Linked DNA regions of Homo sapiens: region 1 is linked to region 2. A link is a loop called in an ENCODE intact Hi-C map of the cell type or tissue named here. Cell type or tissue: Calu3. All regions are shown on one strand. Each heading gives the region's core, and the rest is flanking DNA. Links, peaks and the distances in the headings are about the cores only.

Region 1 (10,376 bases), core at 1,055-9,054, 73 kb before region 2:
ATGCTATTCTCATGATAGTGAGTGAGTTCTCATGATATCGGATCATTTTATAAGGGGCTTCCCCCTTTACTGAGCTCTCAATCTTCTCCCTGCCATCATGTGTAGAAGGATGTGTTTGCTTTCCCTTCTGCCACGATTTTAAGTTTCCTGAAGCTTCTCCAGCCCTGCTGAACTGAGTCAATTAAACCACTTTCTTGGTTTAATTGGATGGATCATGAGGTCAGGAGATCGAGACCATCCTGGCTAACATGGTGAAACCCTGTCTCTAATAAAAATACAAAAAAAATTAGCCCGGCTTAGTGGCGGGCGCCTGTAGTCCCAGCTACTCGGGAGGCTGAGGCAGGAGAATGGCGTGAACCCGGGAGGCGGAGTTTGCAGTGAGCTGAGATCACCCCACTGCACTCCAGCCTGGGCGACAGAGCGAGACTCCATCTCAAAAAAAAAACCAAACAAACAAACAAACAAAACCAACCACTCTCCTTTATAAATTGCCCAGTCTCAGGCAGTTCTTTATAGCAGCATGAGAACAGACTAATACATGAGGCCACGTACCTGGTGCTGTTTCCCAAGTGGTTTCGACTATAAATTCAAGAAGACATTTGATGTTTAGCTACCCAAAAGAAGCACAAGGATTCACTGGATGTGTCAGATAACCTACAATTTCTACCAAACTTCTGGGTCAGCTTTGATTTGCATTATATTGTGATCATTTACTTTTAAATATTTCAGCATAATTAATATGATATATATGTCATCTACACACTGGGAGCAGTTAATTAACATTTGGTGTCTTCTAAAGGAAAGGCACTCTTCAGGAATGAATAACATCTGAAAGATTATAAGCAGAACTCTAAGCAAAAAAGATCTAACCAGAGGGCCACACCACTACAACTTCAACCATCTTTATTTCATATTAACACCAGAGGGCTTGTTAGCTAGCATAATAAATGTTAGATATTAATTTTCACTGGTAAAATGAGTTGTGTTCAAGATAGGTGCATTGGCTGTAAATACTGCGTAGGTACTCTCCCCTTTCCCCAAATGGATCAGTAGCTTATAGGCTTTCAGGATGGCCTGAGCCAAGGATTGAGTCCAGTCCAGTGTTAAACCACCTGCAAGTGATTCTATCACCTGATGCCAACTGGAAGTTGAGTTTAACCCTGCCAGTTTCTAGGGACAGGCCTAATAGCTACTGTAAATTTCAAGCAGTAATAAATGTACACAATACTTCAAGATAACATTAACAACAGTAAGGTGACATGAAAATATCCATAGTTTCTATTGGTGACTATCTTAGTCTGTTTTTTGTTGCTATAAAGAAATACTTGAGGCTGGGTAATTTATAAAGAAACGTGGTTGATGTGGCTCATGATTCTGCAGGCTGTACCAGAAGCATGGCATAAGAATCTGCTTCTGGTGAGGGCTTCAGGCTGCCTCCACTCATGGTGTGAGGCAAAGGGGAGCTGGTGTTTAGAAATCATGTGGTGAGCGAGGAAGCAAGAGAGAGGGGGAAGGTGCCAGGCTCTTTCTAACCATCAGCTCTTATAAGAACTAGTAGAGTGAGAACTCATTACCTCGAGGAGGCACCAAGCCAGTCATGAGGGATTCAGCCCCATGACCCTAAAACCTATTAGGCCCCACCTCCAACACTGGGGATCAATTTCTTTGGGGGGGGACCAAAGAAACCATATCTAAACCATAGCAGTGATAAAGTCACCAGTTCTGCTAATATGACTGTAGTTTCTTACCTGTATTACTACTCAAGAAAACGCTAAAATCATTTAGAAGTTAGTAAAAAATATATATATTTTTTTCATTCAAGTACATAGAGTCTCTGAATTTTATTCACTGACCTCACGGCGGGTCCACGGACTCAGGATAAGAACTCCTGAACCGGAGTCCAAGACCAGCCTGATCAACATGGTGAAACCCTGTCTCTACTAAAAATACAAAAAAATTAGCTGGGCGTGGTGGCGTGTGCCTGTAATCCCAGTTACTCAGCAGGCTGAGGCAAGAGAATCACTTGAACCCAGGAGGCAGAGGTTGCAGTGAGCCGAGATTGCGCCACTGTACTCCAGCCTGGGCGACAGAGCGAGACCCTGTCTCAAAAAAAAAAAAAAAAGAAAAGAAAAGAAAGAAATCCTAAGCCTTACCTAGTGAATGTTTGATACTAGAGAAGCCACTCAAAAGGGCCTCATTATTAGTAATGCCCATAATGGGGACACCAATGTCTTGGCCAACAGGGTCTCTCCTGGGAATCCCAAAGCAGTCTGTAGGGCTGGGCTGCATATAGAATCTCCCCAACTGGCCAGGCATTGTGGCTCACGACTGTAATCCCAGCACTTGGAAGGCCGAGATACGCAGATCACCTGAGGTCGGAGTTCAAGACTAGCCTGGCCAACATGGTGAAACCCCATCTCTACTAAAAATACCCAAAAAATTAGCCGAGCGTGGTGGCAGACACCTGTAATCCCAGCTACTCAGGAGGCTGAGGTGGGAGAATCGCTTGAACCTGGGAGGCGGAGATTGCAGTGAGCCGAGATGACGTCACTGCACACTCTAGCCTGGGTGACAGAGCGAGACTCTGTCTCAAAAAAAAAAAAAAAAAAAAAAAAAAAATCTCAACTGTGTGTTCCCAGTCCCCACAAAGACTTCACAAAAGCAGAGTCTTCATCTATGATGAGTGCTACAAGAACACAGGCAGCTACAATGTAGCATCGGTCTGGCACAGGTCAACTTCTTTCTCAGCAAATCTAGTTTTTCCTAAGGAAGCAGCAGAGATCTATGGCAGACTCTAACACAGACACACCCATTCACTTTACCTCCAGAGCACTTTTCCCTTCCAGCTACTATATCCCCACATTTGCATAATTAAATGAGCCATTACACTGGTTTTTCCAAAACTAAGTAACCATCTGCCCTAAAGTTGTATCCATGTCTTGCCTCTTAGAAAATTCAAGACTCACTTCTGGATTCTTTTAAAAGCCTAGGTTTATTGTTGAATTTCCCTGTGTGTTTTCTCCTCTTTTCACAAACATTTCAAAAGTCTTCAGGTCAAAACTCAGTCCCACCTCAAACATCCTGAGCTCCCTTCTCTCAGGCAGTCTCTGAAGCACATGGCCCAGCCCTGTGATGGCGACAGCACAGGGAGATCTCCTTCCCATCAGAGTCACTGGTAGCTCTCTCCCCCTCACTACCACAGGGCCCTGACGTGGCTTTCACAAGAGTCCCACAGCAGGAAGATGCCACTCAGGGGGCACAAGCTGACTGGGATGCTAGAAGGGGATAGGATCAGAGATCAAGAAAAGCAGAAGAATAGCTTCCTCCACTTCCAGCTCTGTTCTCTTTTGTTCTCAGGCCAGGAGGGTGTTTAGCACCCTGAGGGGACCGTGTCCTGGACAGCTTAGTAAAAAGGAGAGAAGCCTGGGCACAGTGGCTCACACTTATAATCCCAGCACTTTGGGAGGCCGAGGCAGGCGGATCACGAGGTCAGGAGTTCGAGACCAGCCTGGCCAATATGGTGAAACCCTGTCTCTACTAAAAATACAAAAATTAGCTGGGCGTGGTGGCGGGTGCCTGCAATCCCAGCTACTCAGGAGGCTGAGGCAGAATTGCTTGAACCTGGGAGGCGGAGGTTGCAGTGAGCCGAGATCACACCACTGTACTCCAGCCTGGGTGACACAGTGAGAGACTCCGTCTCAAAAAAGAAAAAAAAAAAAAAAGGAGAGAAAATACAGAATCAATCTAAGTGCAAGTGTTATTCTCACTGGCACCTGCATGTGGGAGGCTGGCCAAGAGAGAAGAGCTAGGTGGAAGGAAGTGGCGCGAGGCAGATGAGGAGGCCAGAGGACAGGAGAAGGGGCTGGGCAGGGTCTCTGCCTTCCTGCCCTCTGGAGGCACTCACTTTATCACACTGGTGGCTAGGGATGCTGGGGTCAGGAGGGGCAGCGAAACAGGCTTGCACCTCCATGGGTGCCTCTGCCCTCATCCAGCACCCTATGCACAGGCCGCATGCCACTCTGGTCATGCCTACCATGGCTGGCAGGTGCTATTTATCACTGGGTCTTTTTACCTAAATGTGGCAGGGAGAGAGGATAAGGAGGGGAAACTCTTCACAGAAAAATGTTCTTTCTCTCTAGATCCACGGGCTCCTTATTCTTCACACGTCTGACTTGATCCTTTGCTTCTTCCAGATTCAGACCTTTCTTGTAAGTGGTCCCTTCCCGAGTCCCAGTGTGCTCATTCTTCCAGGGGCTCGTAGTTACTGCCTTGAGGGAACCGTTTGGGTGTCAGCCACCTGACCCCAGGTTACAAGCAGAGGAGCCACAATTAGCCTCTATTCAAACAAAGGATTCCATCTATAGAAGCTCATTTGTTTTCCTCGCTGCAGCTGGCTGGGCTGGGGGGCTGGGGGGCTGGGAGGGGGTTTCTCTGTCACTTTTTTCTTAAACTTTTCCTTTACATCCAGGAAATGACCAGTTCATTACAGTTAAAGAGTAAGTTAGGGGCCGTCCCAGCAACCAGCCAGCTCCTTGTATTTCGGGCTTTTTGTTCCATTAAAATACCAGAAGAGCTGTTTCATTCGGGCACTCCCTTTCCGGGGCTTGAAGAGAACCCAGAGGTGATTTCCAGCCATGGGTCTCCCTGTGAGCCTTGTAAACCCTCAAAATCACCACCCTCCCCTTGTATCAGGAAGCTTAGGGCAAACACCTCCAGCTCTAGTGAAAGCTGGATTTCCTACCCGCCTCCCACCCCTAACCCTCCAGCCCCATCCCCAAAGTACCACTGGATTCTGGAGTCAGATGAGCCCCAGCTGTGTCGCTTCCTAGCTTCGTGCTCATGGGCAAGTCAGTTAAACTCTCTGAGCCTCAGAAGGGAATAATGATAATGGTGATACCAACTCGGAAGGTTTGCAGAGATTAAAACCCAGTGGGATTTGTAAATGATGCTTAATAGACTTTAAAAGCCTATTTAAAGTTAGACAGCATCATTTCTCAGAATGCTGGGCTAGAGAGGAGCTTTTAAGATTTTTTCTTGTGTGCCTAGAATGTAAGCATCTGCAATGGCACTTCTAACACCCCTGGTGAGGGAGTCCTAATCAAATAAGGGTGGGTCTACTTGTCATGTGTCCTTCAAAGAGTTAAATACTAAAAAGAAACTTGCAAACCTTAAGGGAACCTCAGTGCTGGACACAGTGGGAGAAAATCTATCTCCGTTTCCTGATGGTTCTGGGTAACTGTGTGAACTTAAGAGGCTTAAGAAGACATAGGAAACAGTCACACCTGCCTCACAGATGATCTGAGTTGACAGTCACCCACAGCCCCCAAAGTTGTGGTGGCCTAGGAATGACAGCACAGAAAATCACCCCAGTTTCAGTCTGACTGGACCCCACCCTGCTCCCTCCCACCCCATCCCCTTCTGCCCTCTTTATTCTTGTCTCTCTGAATTGACAGTGGGTCAGGTCTGTCCAGAAAGGGTTAACCTTCAGGCTGTCGGCCAGGTGATTACTAAACTGGAGCCCTGACTTTTATTTACTGGCACATAAATCTTTGCTTTGACAATTGTGTCTGAGTGTTTTAACGCCTAGCTGGCCCTGCTGGAGTTTGTTTGACCATGTTTTGAAAAGTGACTTCAGTGCTTGTGGTAGTAATTGGCCTGGCACCACGAGCTGGCGACACGGCAGCGTGATGGACTGCAGCAATTTGAACTCAGCAGCTGATTTATTTTCTGTGGCTTTCTGCTTCTGCTGCTTCTGGTACTGCAAAGGCATGAAGTGGTCAAAGCCAACATGGGGCCCAGGGCCTTCTATCTGGTAGGTATGCATGGCGTGTGGAGGTGGTGTTTTTCTGCTAGATGTCCTTCTAGAAATGGCCAGGAATTTTCCAATGGCTCATGATAGAAAAGCCTCCTATGTAGTGTTTGGCCTGTGATAGTCCTTTGGGTTCAGTGTCTACCAGGTTGACCTGAGATACGCTTTGCATATCTCAGTGTAGACATAAACCCGAATGAGAACAAGCAGAGAAGATTTATGGAGAGCTCTCTATAGCGAGGGAGTCAGCCACTAGCACTTGGTTTTAGCAGATAGTCAAAGTCAGGCGGGGGAGTAGGCAAGCTTTAGAGTGAGAAAAAAAGGGGAGGGCTTCAGGTGTGCTCTGATAGGAGGTTGTTGGCATGAAAGAGCTGGAGGCAGGCTACTGAGAAGCAGGGTGCCCTATAGAATTGGTGTAGAGAGCATATCTGGCTTTCTCTGGTTGGTCCTGAGTTGGAAGGAGGGCCAAAATTTAGGGAACCTGGCAATGATTGACCAAGTCCTGACTGGGGGCTGATTGCTATAGAGGCTGTGGTTTGGCTTCCTGGGCTGGTCGCTACAGAGGCTGTGGATCAGAGTTCAGTTTTCATATATGGTCTGGCCATTGTCCATTTGCATATTTGGTCTCTCGATGGAGACTAAATTTGAGAATCCTGGTCAGTCTGGATTACGTTGGCATGGTTAAGCTGCTGCCTAGTAAAAATGTATTGCGCAGATGTTTATCATAGCGGTAGTTATAATTGCAAAAAAACACAAAACATAAAACAAGGCTGGAAACAGCCAGAATAGTCAATTTTATAGAATTAAAATTAAGGTGTACCCACATTGCGCTAAACTTTAAAAGTGAAGACATTCTAATGACATTGGAAATGTTTATAAATGTGATGCAAAATGACAACTTGATTCAAAAATCATACATACTATGTAATTTTAGGTATAAACAGAGGTTGGAGAGTCTTCCTGGCCCTTAATTTTTAGGTAAGATGTCCTCAAATACCCGTCACAGGGGTATAGGCAGTCCATTACCCCCCTGGGATTTCTGAAAACTTTCTGAAGATGCATACAATCGTCCTATGCATACAATCACCCAGGCTGTGAGCTCCTACTTCCCCAGGATTATTTAAATTCTGGAATATTGGCTCATCACCTGTCACACGCTGCCTCTAACCTATGCCATGTCAATCCAGTTGTAGAGCTCAGTTCTTTCCTTAATTTCAACAAAAACTCAGTCACCTAAGGCTTTGCATAGAGCAGAGGTATCCAATCTTTTGGCTTCCCTGGGCCACATTGGAAGAAGAAGAATTGTCTTGGGCCACACATAAAATACACTAACACTAACGATAGCTGATGAACTAAAAAAAAAAAAAAAAAAAAATGGTCCGTGCATAAATCTCATAATGTTTTAAGAGAGTATACAAATTTGTGTTGGGCCACATCCAAAGCCGTCCTGGGCCACATGCAGTCCGTAGGCCGCGGTTTAGACAAGCTTGGCATGGAGGGATTTATATCCTGCTAGGCATACTAAAAAATCAATATTGTTAGCTGGGTGTGGTGGCTCACACCTGTAATCCCAGCACTTTGGTAGCTGAGGTGGGTGGATCACTTGAAGTTAAGCGTTTTGGACCAGTCTGGGCAACAAAGCGAGATCCTTTCTCTACACTAAATTTATACACACACACACACACACACACACACACACACACACACACACACACACACACATATATGGCACTCTATAGATATAAGCTCTCTCTACATACATATTATGTATTCTCTCAGTCTGTCTGTCCCTTGGCATTTTTCCCTGTTCCGGATCCAGTCTCCCGATATGTTCTCGAGCCACTTTGTCTTCCTTTTCTTTCCTTTCTCTTCCTCCTCTGCCCTCACCTTCTAGAGGAAACACAGATCCTTCCTAAGGGATAATAACGGCATAACATAACGCAACCAATTCATCTCTCTCCAGTTCCTGCTGCAAACTTTGCTCTCCCTCCACATATCCAAGAACTCTGCTAAAGCTTTAAAATTACCAATTGTATTTTTTTTTTTTTGAGACAGAGTTTCGCTCTTGTTGCCCAGGCTAGAGTGCAATGGCGCGATCTCAGCTCACGGCAACCTCTGCCTCCTGGGTTCAAGTGATTCTCCTGCCTCAGCCTCCCGAGTAGCTGGGATTACAGGCATGTGCAACCATGCCTGGCTAATTTTTGTATTTTTAATAGAGACAGGTTTTCTCCATGTTAGTCAGGCTGGTCTTGAACTCCCGACCTCAGGTGATCTGTCCGCCTCAGCCTCCCAAAGTGCTGGGATTACAGGTATGAGCCCCCATGCCTGGCCACCAATTGTATTTTTAAGGGCTGCCAGGTTACATTTGCTCTGAGAAACAGGACTTCTTTTCCTCCCAGGCCCTGTTGGGTGAGTAGGGGAGGGAGTGGGTGTGGGCAGGTGTTTTTTCCAGTAACACAGAGTTGTTTGAAGATTAAAGACAGGGTACATACAATTCCTAGCACAGGCCCTGGCACTGTGATTGCGCTTGTTGCTTTATCAAACAGTATCAAAGGGGGCCTCCTCAGGTCTTCTGAGTTTCTAAGCCTTATCAGCATTTTGCATATCAGACACCGGCTCTGCAGATAACTCCTTCCTTACCGGCTTCTGTGCAATTTTTCCTCTAATCTGTTCTTAAAGGGTAGAACTTTCTACCTCTGCTTTTTACCAAATAATCTTAATCAGTTTTGTTTTTCTAATGTTTATCCAAGAAGTCCTTAATTTTGTAATTCTCGGTATTAATTTTCAGTTGATCAAATCTGAAAGGCCTAAGAAAGTTAATGCTTTTACTGTCGAATTTTTCCCTTTTAAAAGTGATGAGGCTCTGGGCTGGAAACAAGCTGTCTTTAGATGGGGGCTCATGTCTGGTCTTGGGTATAGGGCCAGTGGAGAACCCTGTCAGGAGCCTTTTTTTGTATGAGGGACCTGGAAGCCACCAGAAAAGACTCTTTCTACGAGAGTGAGAGGCTGGGTGGGTTGCTCAGATCTGTAATCCCAGCACCTTGGGAGGCTGATGTGGGAGAATCACTGAGGCCAGGAGTTTGAGGTCAGCCTGGACAACATAGTGAGACCCTATCTCTACAAAAATAAAGATTAAAAAAAAAATAGCTTGGCACGGCGAACGTGCCTGTAGCCCCAGCTACTCAGGAGGCTGAGGTGGGAGGTCTCCAGAGATTTTTCTTTTTAAAAACATATTTATTTATTTATTTATTTAGAGACAGGGTCTTGCTATATTGCCCAGGTGCCTATTGACAGGCATAATGATAGTGTACTACAGTCTCAAACTCCTGGGCTAAGAGGACTTACTGGTGAACATACCTGAGACACCCCTGATGACTTACAGAAATGTCTGAGGGGAACCCTGAGGAATGACAAGGTCTACAAAGATTTTTTTCTTTTCTTTCCTTTTCTTTCTTTTTTTTTTTTTTTTTCGGACGGAGTTTCGCTCTTGTCACCCAGGCTGGAGTGCAATGGCACAATCTCCGCTCACTGCAACCTCCACCTCCCGGGTTCAAGTGATTCTCCTGCCTCACTCAGCCTTCTGAGTAGCTGGGATTACAGGCTTGCGCCACCATGCCTGGCTAATGTTTGTATTTTTAGTAGAGACAGGGTTTCACCATGTTGGTCAGGCTAGTCTCCAACTCCTGACCTCAGGTGACCCACCTGCCTTGGCCTCCCAAAGTGCTGGGATTACAGGCGTGAGCCACTGTGCCCAGCCCCAAGAGATCTTTTCTTTTTAAAAATTTATTTATTTATTTAGAGACAGGGTCTTGCTATATTGCCCATGTGGCTATTGACAGGCATAATGATAGTGTACTGCAGCCTCAAACTCCTGGGCTCAAGCCATCCTCCTGCCTCAGCCTCCTGAGTAGCTGGGACAACAGGCGTGTGCAACCAGGCCGAGCTCCAGGGATTTTTCTGATACAGGGCAGAGCCATAGCTAGCTGCAATGTACTGAGCCAGGAGTTCAAGGCTGCAATGAGCTATGCTTACACCACTGCACTCTACCCTGGGCAACAGAGCAAGACCCTGTCTCTAAAAATAAATAAATAAGAGAGAGAAACTGAAAAACACTAGTTGGTAATAATGCCCTTGGCTTCTGGTGGGGGGAAGGAGTGGTTTCAAGTAACTGCTGGGTGTATGTCTCTCCAGTTGTTTCCCACCCAGCATCCCATGGCTGTGATTAAGTCCTAATCACACAGGATAGGATAGGAGGCTTAGGTGATGGAGAGCTGATGTAGACACAGTCACACAAAATTTCTTTGAGATATTGAGGACACACAGACAGCACTGTGGGGACAAGCAGAAGCGAGTATGGTTCAGGGATCTTCCTCAACTTGCAGATCCACGTGGGACCTGTGGAATAGGAGCCACCAAGGAACACTTCCTGCTTCAGTGGGTAGAGTCTCAGCTAGGAGGCTCTCCGAGGTGACCTAGGAGACAGGCACAAGGCAGCTGCAATGGGGGATGGTGGTACCTTTGGTGAATACCTTAAGCTTTAGGGAGTGGCAGTTGCAGCGGCCTTGGT
Region 2 (10,376 bases), core at 1,137-9,136:
GTTTCACCGTGTTGGCCAAGCTGGTCTCAAACTCCTGACCTCATGATCCACCCACTTTGGCCTCCCATAGTGCTGGGATGACAGGCATGAGCCACTGTGCCCGGCCTCTCTGGTTGTTTTAAAGACTTTCTTTGTATCATTGGTTTTCAGCAATTTGACTGCCTTCATGTAGTTTTCTTTGTATTTATTCTGCTAGGGGAATGGTTAAATTTCTTGACTCTATGGGTTGAAATTGGAAGGTTTTTCAACTATTACTTCGTCAAATATTTTTTTCTGCCTCTTGCCTCTTGCCATATACATGTACTCCCATTACATGTATATCAGACCTTGAGATGTCCCACAGATCACTGAGACTTTGCTCCTTCTTTTTCTTTGTGTGCTGCCTTTTGGATAGTTTCTATGGCTATGTCTTCAAGTTCCTTTGCAGTACCTAATTTTTCATCTCAGATGTATTTTTTCAGTTCTAAAAGTTCCATTTGTTTCCTTTTTATAGTTTCTATTTCTCTCTTCATTATATTTATGTTTTCCTTTAAATCTTTGAGCATACGTACAATAGCTGCTTTAAGTTTCTTGCCTACTAATTGCATCATCTCTCTCAGTACATTTTTCCTGCTTTTTCGGATGTCAGGAAACTTTTTAGACACTGGAGCCCAGCTCTCCCACTATACTATGAGGTTGTGGAAAACTGCAGTTTCAATGACCACTGCAATCTCTTAATACACTCATTCCAAGAGTGTTCTCCTGGGCAGTGCAACCCCAACAGCAGAGAGCTATGTAGCCCCTGCTGTAGCAGAGCCAGGGCCCCAATGCCTGCTGAGAGCTGGGACAGGACCCCGTGGTGCTGCAGAGAGGTCAGTCCGAACCCAAGGGGTACTGCCCTCTAACACTTGGAAAGCTGAGCACCCCTTGCTCCTAGGAGTCCAACTCACCAGTGAGTTCTAATGTCTCGTTGACCTCAGTGTGCATCTCTCAGTATGCCTTGCTAAGTTTAGTCTTACCCTTGGTGCTGATACTGCTCCTGACCTTGCCAGTGAAGTGGTCCTCCTTCTCTCTCTGCTGAGGGACCTCTGCTGGCCCAAGGGAAAAGCCAACCCCCTTCCCTGTCCTGGCTTGGTTGGCAGAGGACCCAACATCCACTCCCTCTCCTCCTCACGCTTGTCCTCCCCAGGCGCCTTGGAGGCATTGGAGACAGGATGCAGGGAAGGAGCCCCCTCTGCTTCCACTACTGAGCAGGGATTAGTCCAGAAGGTACCCAGGAGGGGAAAGGTGGACTGAAAGACTGCTTTTCCTCCCCTTTAACCCTCCCTTCTGTCTCTACAAAAATCAAATCAAAATGGATTAATGACTTAAATCTAAGACCTCAAACTATAAAACTACTAAAAGAAAACATTGGGGAAACTCTCCAGGACATTGGTTGGGGAAGATATTTCTTGAGTAATACCCCACAAGCACAGACAACCAAAGCAAAAATGGACAAATGGGATCACGTCAAGTTAACAAGCTTCTGCACAGCAAAGGAAACAACCAACAAAGTGAAGAGACAACCTACGGAACGGGAGAAAATATTTGCAAATTACCCATCTGACAAAGGATTAACAATCAGAATATAGAAGGAGCTCAAACAACTCTACAGGAAAATAAATCTAATACTCCAATAAAAAATGCCCAAAAGACTTGAATGGGCATTTCTCAAAAGAAGTCATAAATGGCAAACAGGTATATGAAAAGGTGCTCAACATCACAGATAATCAAAGAAATGCAGATCAAAACCACAGTGAGATATCATCTCACCCCAGTCAAAATGGGTTATATACAAAAGACAGGCAATAATAAATGCTGGTGAGGATGTGGAGAAAAGAGAATCCATGTACAGTGTTGGTGGGAATGTAAATTAGTACAAGCACTCTGAAGGACAGTTTGGAGGTTCTTCAAAAAACTAAAAATATAGCTACCATATGGTCCAGCAATCCCACTGCTGGGTATGAACCTAAAAGAAAGGAAATCAGTGTATTGAAGAGATGTCTGCACTCCCATGTTTGTTGCAGCACTGTCACAATAGCCAAGATTTGAAACCAACCTAAATATCCATCCACAGATGAATGCATAAGGAAAACGTGGTAGATATACACAATGGAGTACTATTCAGCTTTGAGAAAGAATGAGATCCTATCATTTGCAACATGGCTGGAACTGGAGGTCATTATGTTAAATGAAATAAGCCAGGCACAGAAAGACAAACATTACATGTTCTGACTTATTTGTGGGATGTAAAAATCAAAACAATTGAACTCATGGAGATAAGTCAGTTAGAAGGACGGTTACCAGAGGCTGGGAAGGCTTGTGGCGGGGGGCAGGGAGGAGATGGGGGAGAGGTAGAGTAGGGTAATGGGTACCAAAAAAAAGTTGGAAAGAATGAATAAGACCTAGTATTTGATAGAATAGGGAGACTATAATAAAAAATAATTTAATTATACATTCTAAAATAACTAAAAGAATGTAATTAGATTGCTTGTAACACAAAGGATAAATGCTTGAGGAGAAGGATATGCCATTTTCCATGATGGGATTATTATGCATTCCATGCTTGTATCAAAGTATCTCATGTACCGCATAAATATATACACAACTATGTAACCCCAAAAATGAAAAATTAAAAATTTTTTTAAAACGAAGTTTCACTCTTGTCACCCAGGCTGGAGTGCAATGGCACCATCTTGGCTCACGGCAACCTCCACCTCCTAGGTTCAAGCGATTCTCCTGCCTCAGCCTCCTGAGTAGCTGAGATTACAGGCATGTGCCACCATGCCGGACTAATTTTTGTATTTTTAGTAGAGATGGGGTTTCACCATGTTGGCCAAGGCTAGTCTCGAACTCCTGACCTCAGGTGACCCACCCGCCTCGGCCTCCCAAAGTGCTGGGATTACAGGCATGAGCCACCATGCCCGGCCCAAAAAAAAATTTTAAAGAAACTTTTTAGGCCCGGTGTGGTGGCTCATGCCTGTAACTCCAGCACTTTAGGAGGCTGAGGCAGGAGGATCACGAGGTCAGGAGATTGAGACTATCCTGGCTAACACGGTGAAACCCCGTCTCTACTAAAAATACAAAAAATTAGCCGGGCATGGTGGTGGGCGCCCGTAGTCCCAGCTGCTAGGGAGGCTGAGACAGGAGAATGGCATGAACCCGGGAGGCGGAGCTTGCAGTGAGCAGAGATCACGCCACTGCACTCCAGCCTGGGTGACAGAGCAAGACTCCGCCTAAAAAAAAAAAACTTTTTAGTGGATGCTGAACATTATAAGGGTTATGGTGTTGAGAGACTGTCCTTTTTATTTTAGTGAGGTAGTTTAAGTTTCTTAATGATCATCATGATCCTTTTGGGGCTTGTTTTCAAGCTTTGTGAGAGCAGGCCTAGAGAAACCTTCTCTCTAGAGCTAGTTAAGTCTTACTCCTAAGGCCTAGGTTTTCTGGGGTCTCTACTAAATGTCCCAGGTGTTCAGTGAGACCCCACTGAACTATTTATTTTAGCTGGCTACAATAGTTTATTATATTTAATAATAAATAGTTTATTATTATAAATAAATAATTTATTCTAGCTGGCTAGCTGGCTAGAGCTCAAAAAACTTCCAACTACGTATAGGCTTCTGGAAGCGCTCAGTTTATAGCTCACCAGTATTTGTTATTTCCCATTGTTGCTATTTATCCAGACTCATGGAGCCTTACCATGGGCATGTGTAGCCTAGTATTCAACCAAATACTTTAGACAAGTACTTTTGTCAAGTGTCTAGAGGTCTTTGTGCAGTTCTCTCCTCCCTGGTAATCTGCCTGGCAAATTCCAACCACCTTGGGTCTCTGTCTCCTCAACTCAGCAAGACTTCTGTGTTCTGCTTGGCTTCCCGTCTCCAGGTAGTAGTCTGGAATGTGCTTCTAGGCAAAAAGCTGCGGCAATGTAGGGATCGCCTCATTTGTTTCACTTCTCTCAGGAAATATCTGAGATGTGTGAACACAGTCGTTTCATGTACTTTGTCTAGTTTTCTAGATGTTTACCATGGGACGGCTGGTTCAGTATCTGCCTGTTTGCTTTCTGATCACATGAATTCACATGCAGTCTTTCTCTACTCCTGGGCAGCTTCACCTGAACTTCCTCCTTCTTTTCATGCACATAAGTGAAATAAGTGCTTAAAACCAAAGGTCCTGGATTTTAGACACTACTGGAGCCCGCTGGACTAGGAGCCTTGCTTTATCTTAGCCTCATAAAACTGACCCTCTGAGGATTTGAGAAAGTTAATCCTAATCCCCAATGCTAAAGGACACATTATCTCCTAGATGCAGCCAAACAATCACAGGGCACCATTGTATTCTTTTAAATCAAACACCCTGTTTCTTGCAGATATAAATTAGCATTATTTTAAAAGGTTGAAGAAGATACACCAAAATATTAACAGTGATTATCTCTGTGGAATGAACTTTTGGGTTTCTTTTTGCTCTTCTTGGAGTTTTCAATTTTTTTTTTGGCTTTTATCATTATTATAATTTTTTTATTTTTTATTTTTTGAGAAGGAGTCTCGCTGTGTCACCCAGGCTGGAGTGCAGTGGCGCAATCTCAGCTCACTGCAACCCCCACCTCCCAGGTTCAAGCAATTCTCCTGCCTCAGCCTCTCCAGTAGCTGGAATTACAGGCGCCTGCCACCACGCCCGGCTAATTTTTGTATTTTTGGTAGAGACAGGGTTTATACATGTTTGCCAGGCTGGTCTTGAACTCCTGACCTCAAGTGATCCGCCCACCTCCACCTTCCAAAGTGCTAGGATTACAGGCTTTTATCATTATTTCTAATTGACACATAATAATTGTACATATTTATGGGAAACTGTGATATTTTGATACATGTATACAGTGTATGAGTTTCAATTTTTAAAATAAACATGCAATACCTTAAAAATTTTTTAATGTTTTAAATGTACTTATTTTTCTGACTCTGTTGCTTGAATCAGAAGTATGCTATTTTTATAATAAGAAAAAGAATTATGCCCTATAGTTGTGTACTCCTCCCACTCAATGACATTTCATTGTGCCTTAGTACAAATAATAGAGGCCAGGGGTGTAACTGATGGTTGATACGGAGCTCACCTGGATGACAGCCAAGTTCTGCCCCCACTCAACAGAAGAACAGGCCTATTGAATTCTGACTCCCTCCCTTCCCTCCTGTCCCCAAACAAAACGTTATTTGAAGAGTTTCCTTGTTCTCCAAGCAAATGAGAGCAGTCCAGAAAAACATTTCTCTCTCAGAAGCTTTTCCAGAAGTTTCCGATAAAGCTAAGACTCCCAGAAGAGCGTAAGTCAAGTAGCCAAGAGAAAGAGGAGTGACTGCCGGTTTCCGCGGGGCATCAGCGTGGGTTCCTGGGCATTGCTCCCCATCATGCAGTCTAACGGCAGAGGAGAGGACAGCCTTCCTGCTACCGGGAATCTTACAGCTGCCTGCCCCCCAACTCTACTTCCCCTTTAAAACAAAAAACAAAAACCCGCTCCTCAGAATCCAGACCAGAAACGATGGAGACATTAGCATACTCTGGCAAGCAGCCCGATGGATAATAGATAACAGGTTATCCAGGAAATAATTAGAAGTCTGCGCCCACACGGATCAGTTGCAGACACTGACCCCGTCATTCAGGATGTGGCCCTGAAAGTAAAGAGCCCTTTCTTCTTTCACTTTCAGGGGTTGGGAAAATGTCAGGCCTCTCTCCCTTCTTTTATGCCGTGACAAGTTAACAAGTGCTGAGTTTCAAATAGGCACTTAAGCCCCCTGAGCAAAGTAAAGTGGTTCTCACAGAGCCAGGGAGACCAACAGGTCCTCTCCCGTGAACCCCTAGGGCTGGGCGGGCCCACGGAGGAAGGGAGCCACGGATCAGGCGCGCTGCTCAGTCAGGAGGCCATAGCCGGCTTTCTCTTTCACCTCCCCTGTGGCTCCGACCTTCTTTCCCTCCGCGCCCACATTTCTGCCCCGGCCCAGCCCCTTGCATATTCCACCCCCGGCTGCAGAGGGAGGTCTTTTTAGCCCTGCTGTCTCCCTGCACTCCTACCCAGCCCTCTTCACAGCCCCCCTCCGCTGCCTCCCCACATTCTTCTTGTTTGATTGGGGTGGAGGGAGGCAAGATTCAGAAATAAAGCTTTTGTTTATATTTAAGGAATTCAATGGGTGTTCACTGCTATAGCTCTCTTTTGTGTTGTGTCATTGTTGCTTTCCATAATGGCTTCCAAAACTATTTTCTCTTCCAACCCTCCCTATCCTTAACCCCCACTAAGATGTGTGGAATTTGAATGTAGACAGGAACACAATGACAGATTGAGGCTTTCTCACTTTCTCTCGAGTGGATGGAGAAACCTAATAATTCTCATAATAAATATCCTGTGAAATCAGTCAAATCAACCTTCTTTTTTCCTGTCTTTGGATAGCTCTATTTTTCCCGTCTTTGGATAGCTCTATTTTTCCCACATAAACTCAATAGTAATAATTAACTCCCATGTTTTGAGCACGAACACGTGCTGGGCTGTGCTAAGCATTTTCTGTGCAATGCCTTAGCCCTTTCCACAGGCCTGTCTTACTATTCCCATTTTACAGATGAAAAAACTGAGCCCTTGCACAGATGCAATGACCTGGCCGTTTTTTGGTCTGTTTTGTGGGGGGTTTTTTTTAAAGGTAGAAATAGCAGAGCTGGGATTCGGATTACTATCAGATTCCAAACTTCCACCATTATACAATACTTACACCATACCAAACCTACACCATGCTAACAAGCACACTACACACCTACATCATCCTAACTTACATCACACTGACTCTTTTAAGGAAGGAGCAGGTGACAGTCCTATGTCCTGGAAGATGGGCTAAAGGGCTGGCTCTACAGAGGAAGGAATCAGAAGCCAGGTGTCATGGCATCCAGAATCTTCCATCACAGTTTGCCAAATGCTCCAAAGCTTCACCTCATTTCAACCTCACCAAAACCCCATAAGTCAGGCATGATTTTTCACTACCCCACCATCACTTGGTGTTACAAGTAAGGTTTAAACTGAGAGTCACAGAAGTGATTTGCCTGAGGTCATTCAGCTGATAAGTGGAGGTAGAATGTGGTTTTGCACTCAGGCTTTCAGTTCTCAAATCTTCACTGATCTTACTACACTCTTCTGCCTTTCAGCAATCCCTGAGTTAGGCTTCTCAAAACAATTCGATGAATGATACCAGGCTCCCTGGGTCGGCTTATTTGGTAGTCAATAGTTGGAAAAGTACAGTGAGTAATTGAGAGTGTGGATTCTAGAAGCAAATTGCTCTATCATTTGCAAGTTATGTGACCTTCAGCAAGTCTCGGTGCCTCAGTTTCCTCATCTATAAAGTAAGGAATCATAACAGCACCTACTTTTTGTTTTTTTGAGACAGAGTTTCACTCTTGTTGCCCAGGCTGGAGTGCAATGGCGTGATCTCAGCTCACCACAACCTCCTCCTCCTAGGTTCAAGCGATTCTCCTGCCTCAGCCGTCCGAGTAGCTGGGATTACAGGCATGTGCCACCACGCCCGACTAATTTTGTATTTTTAGTAGAGACGGGGTTTCTCCATGTTGGTCAGGCTGGTCTCGAACTCCCAGCCTCAGGTGATCTGCCTGTCTTGTCCTCCCAAAGTGCTGGGATTACAGGCGTGAGTCACCATGCTCAGCCAACAGCACATACTTTTAAGATTACTATGAATGGGCTGGGCACGGTGGCTCACGCCTGTAATCCCAGCACTTTGGGAGGCCAAGGCGGGCGGATCACGAGGTCAGGAGATGGAGACCATCCTGGCTAATACAGTGAAACCCTGTCTCTACTAAAAATACAAAAAATTAGCTAGGCGTGGTGGCAGGTGCCTGTAGTCCCAGCTACTCGGGAGGCTGAGGCAGAAGAAAGGTGTGAACCCGGGAGGTGGAGCTTGTAGTGAGCCGAGATCGCGCCACTGCACTCCAGCCTGGGCAACAGAGCAAGATTCCATCTCAAAAAAATAAAAATAAAAAAAAATTACTATGAATGAAGTATTGGGAAAAATGATTAAGATCACGCTTGGTGCGAAGGAAGCTGGGGCAAAGGTTTGAGTGCAAGCAGTTGGTTTGTGATCCTAGAAAGCTCTGAGAGAATGAGGAAAGAGGTAGGGAAGGGAGGCAAGTCAATAAAGGTGCTGGGGAACAGGTTACCATGGAAGGGCAGGCCCTGAGAAATTGGAACACACCTCAGAATGGTCCCTGGGGAACTTTGCCCCATCCTGCATCAGTAAGACCGCTCCTGGGGGATTCACTGCCTCTCCGCCTGAGGGACAAGCCCTCTCCGAAGGCCAGAGCAGGTACACTGAGAACAGCATGCAGGTGACCCTGGGGTAGGCCACACCTGGGGTGGGCCCTGTCTGCCACCTACCCTGTAATCTCTCACTGTTGCTAATGTACACTCTAGGTGGACTGTTTTCTCAGAAACACTTGCCAAACAGCCCCATTGTTTGCTCCAGATCTAGTCTGAAAGAGCAAAATTTCCTCTTTGAACTGTAAATACCTGCTGAGAGCTCTTTAGAAATTCTAGGTAATTAAAATTCCTTTAAAGTATCCATAGCTATGATTGTCCCATACACGTCTGTGTGTTTACCTTCTAGTTTACACAATTACAAATTATGTTTGCATATACCATTATCTGATTTAATCCTCATGGTAAACCAGTGAGGTAGATGGTAACCCTTGAAACCGTCCCAGAGTTTTAGATCCTTCTCCAAAGGATTAGAAAGAGTTTAGTAATTTCAGCTGAGAGATGATTCCAAAGCCCTGGAGGAAGTTTCGCAACATTTCTCCTCTCCTCTATCTGAACAGTTCCTGCAGGACCTAAAAAGTCATGTTCTAGCCATTTTACTCGTGTTTGGAAGCTTTGAGAATATGAAGCTTTGAGCATATTGTTGCTTGTAGAATAATAAAGCAATCCGGTTACTTTATTCATTTTTTTCTCAACGTAAACATGTAACAAGATATTAACAAAGAAGTTCTGCTAAGGCCTGAAGACAATAGCAATGGCATTTTAAGCTAGGCACAAGACCACGTGCAGAGTGGGGAGAAAGCAGGCAAGAAAAAACTAACTAGTTTTGACTCTTGCACTCTGCATTCATGGTGATAGAATGGCCAGTCTGGCAGATGAGAAAGGAGGATTTCCGGACATAGTTTTTGGTGGGTTGTGAGTCCCATAGGAGAAGAGAGGAAGTATAGGGACCTCATCACAAGCTCAGGGAATGGGGTTTCAATTGTCCACTGAGAGGGCTTAATACACATTTCTTGTAGCTTAGGGAACTCAGTGCACAGGCGTCCAGTTCCCATCTGAAAAAGCCAAAGGACAGCAATAGGCTGACCCTAGCTTTGACTGTGGAGTAAGGTGGAGGCCAAAGGAGGAGGCTAGGACACCCTGTGCTCTCCAAATTTGTCATGATAGAGGGTGTGTGTATGTGTGTGGCCAATGTGGGCCACATCCAGGAAAGGCCTGGCAGTGAGGGGTTATCTTAGATTGTTCAAGAGTGCTGCATGGAGGGGCAAACTGGCCTCTCAGAGAGAAGCTCAAGGTATCACCAGGTTCAGAGGGTTGAGGAAGGAGTGAGTGAGTAGCAAGCATGGAAAGCATTTGTCCTGTGAAGCAAACTGCAGGGAAGAGCTCCTCAGTGGCCGGAAGGTCACTGCAAAGACCTGGTGAGAGTCAGCTGTCAATTATTTGCCAAGTCCAGAGCGAGCAGATGCTAAATTCCCAAGCCAGGGCCAGTCAAGCAAGAACTTTCCTGCTTCCCTGGCCTCTTCTCATTTGCAGGACTCCAGCTCTGAAAGAGGCAGGACTCATGGCTAGTAATCTGGGGAAGGAGGAGGAGAAATGTTAGCAGCTGACCACATACCCTTTCCCCAGTCTCCTTTGTCTTCACCTTTCAAGGATCCTGAGCTGGGATGGGGGAGAAGTTTCAACTTTAAAGCAAGAAGTTATGGGACTGAATAATTTAGTTACTAAATGCGTACTATGTGGTTTAAAGTGACCGGAAGATTGCTGATATTACTAAGTGTGACCAGAAAGTCATAGACTTGCTCTAAATTTCATCTGGGGCAGAGGAAGATCTGGCTTCCCCGGGCAGATGAAAAAGAACAGTGGGAAATCAAATAAATTTGCTTGTGAATACACTCCGTGAGTCTTGTTTGTTCAGCACAATGGCTAGCCACGTTTCCAATCCTGGGAGATTGACAAGTGCTCAGGGAAGACTGGTTTGTGGTTTTGAGTGGTCTCTGGGTCAGAATCCCAGACTTCACTGGAGAAGTGAAACCAACCATATAGATAGGCCAATTTCCACAGCCACAGTGGG

What was found. A loop is a pair of places that touch in the nucleus more often than their neighbours do. Peaks named below come from ENCODE experiments on the same cell type or tissue, not always from the same donor. Only the 100,000 strongest peaks of a DNase experiment are listed, where the experiment ranks them.
Region 1: it touches region 2 in a loop (5-fold over the local background); 10 of 110 quality-filtered maps call a loop at or near these places.

What each region holds. Positions count from the first base shown.
Region 1 is chr14:65,297,965-65,308,340 of GRCh38, reverse strand. No RefSeq gene overlaps it. Among named protein-coding and RNA genes, the nearest start is that of MIR4708, 32 kb to the left of the region's middle. RefSeq lists enhancers at 3,640-3,739, 5,870-5,939, 5,960-6,059 and a silencer at 5,290-5,389. In Calu3, for the core only: no CTCF peak of the experiment used is centred there; DNase peaks (open chromatin) are centred at 4,590 and 7,310.
Region 2 is chr14:65,225,382-65,235,757 of GRCh38, reverse strand. It overlaps the pseudogene LOC100420096. Among named protein-coding and RNA genes, the nearest start is that of LINC02324, 8.2 kb to the right of the region's middle. RefSeq lists silencers at 6,746-6,795, 10,013-10,307 and enhancers at 9,154-10,033, 10,034-10,376. In Calu3, for the core only: no CTCF peak of the experiment used is centred there; DNase peaks (open chromatin) are centred at 4,687, 5,147, 5,587, 5,927 and 1 weaker place.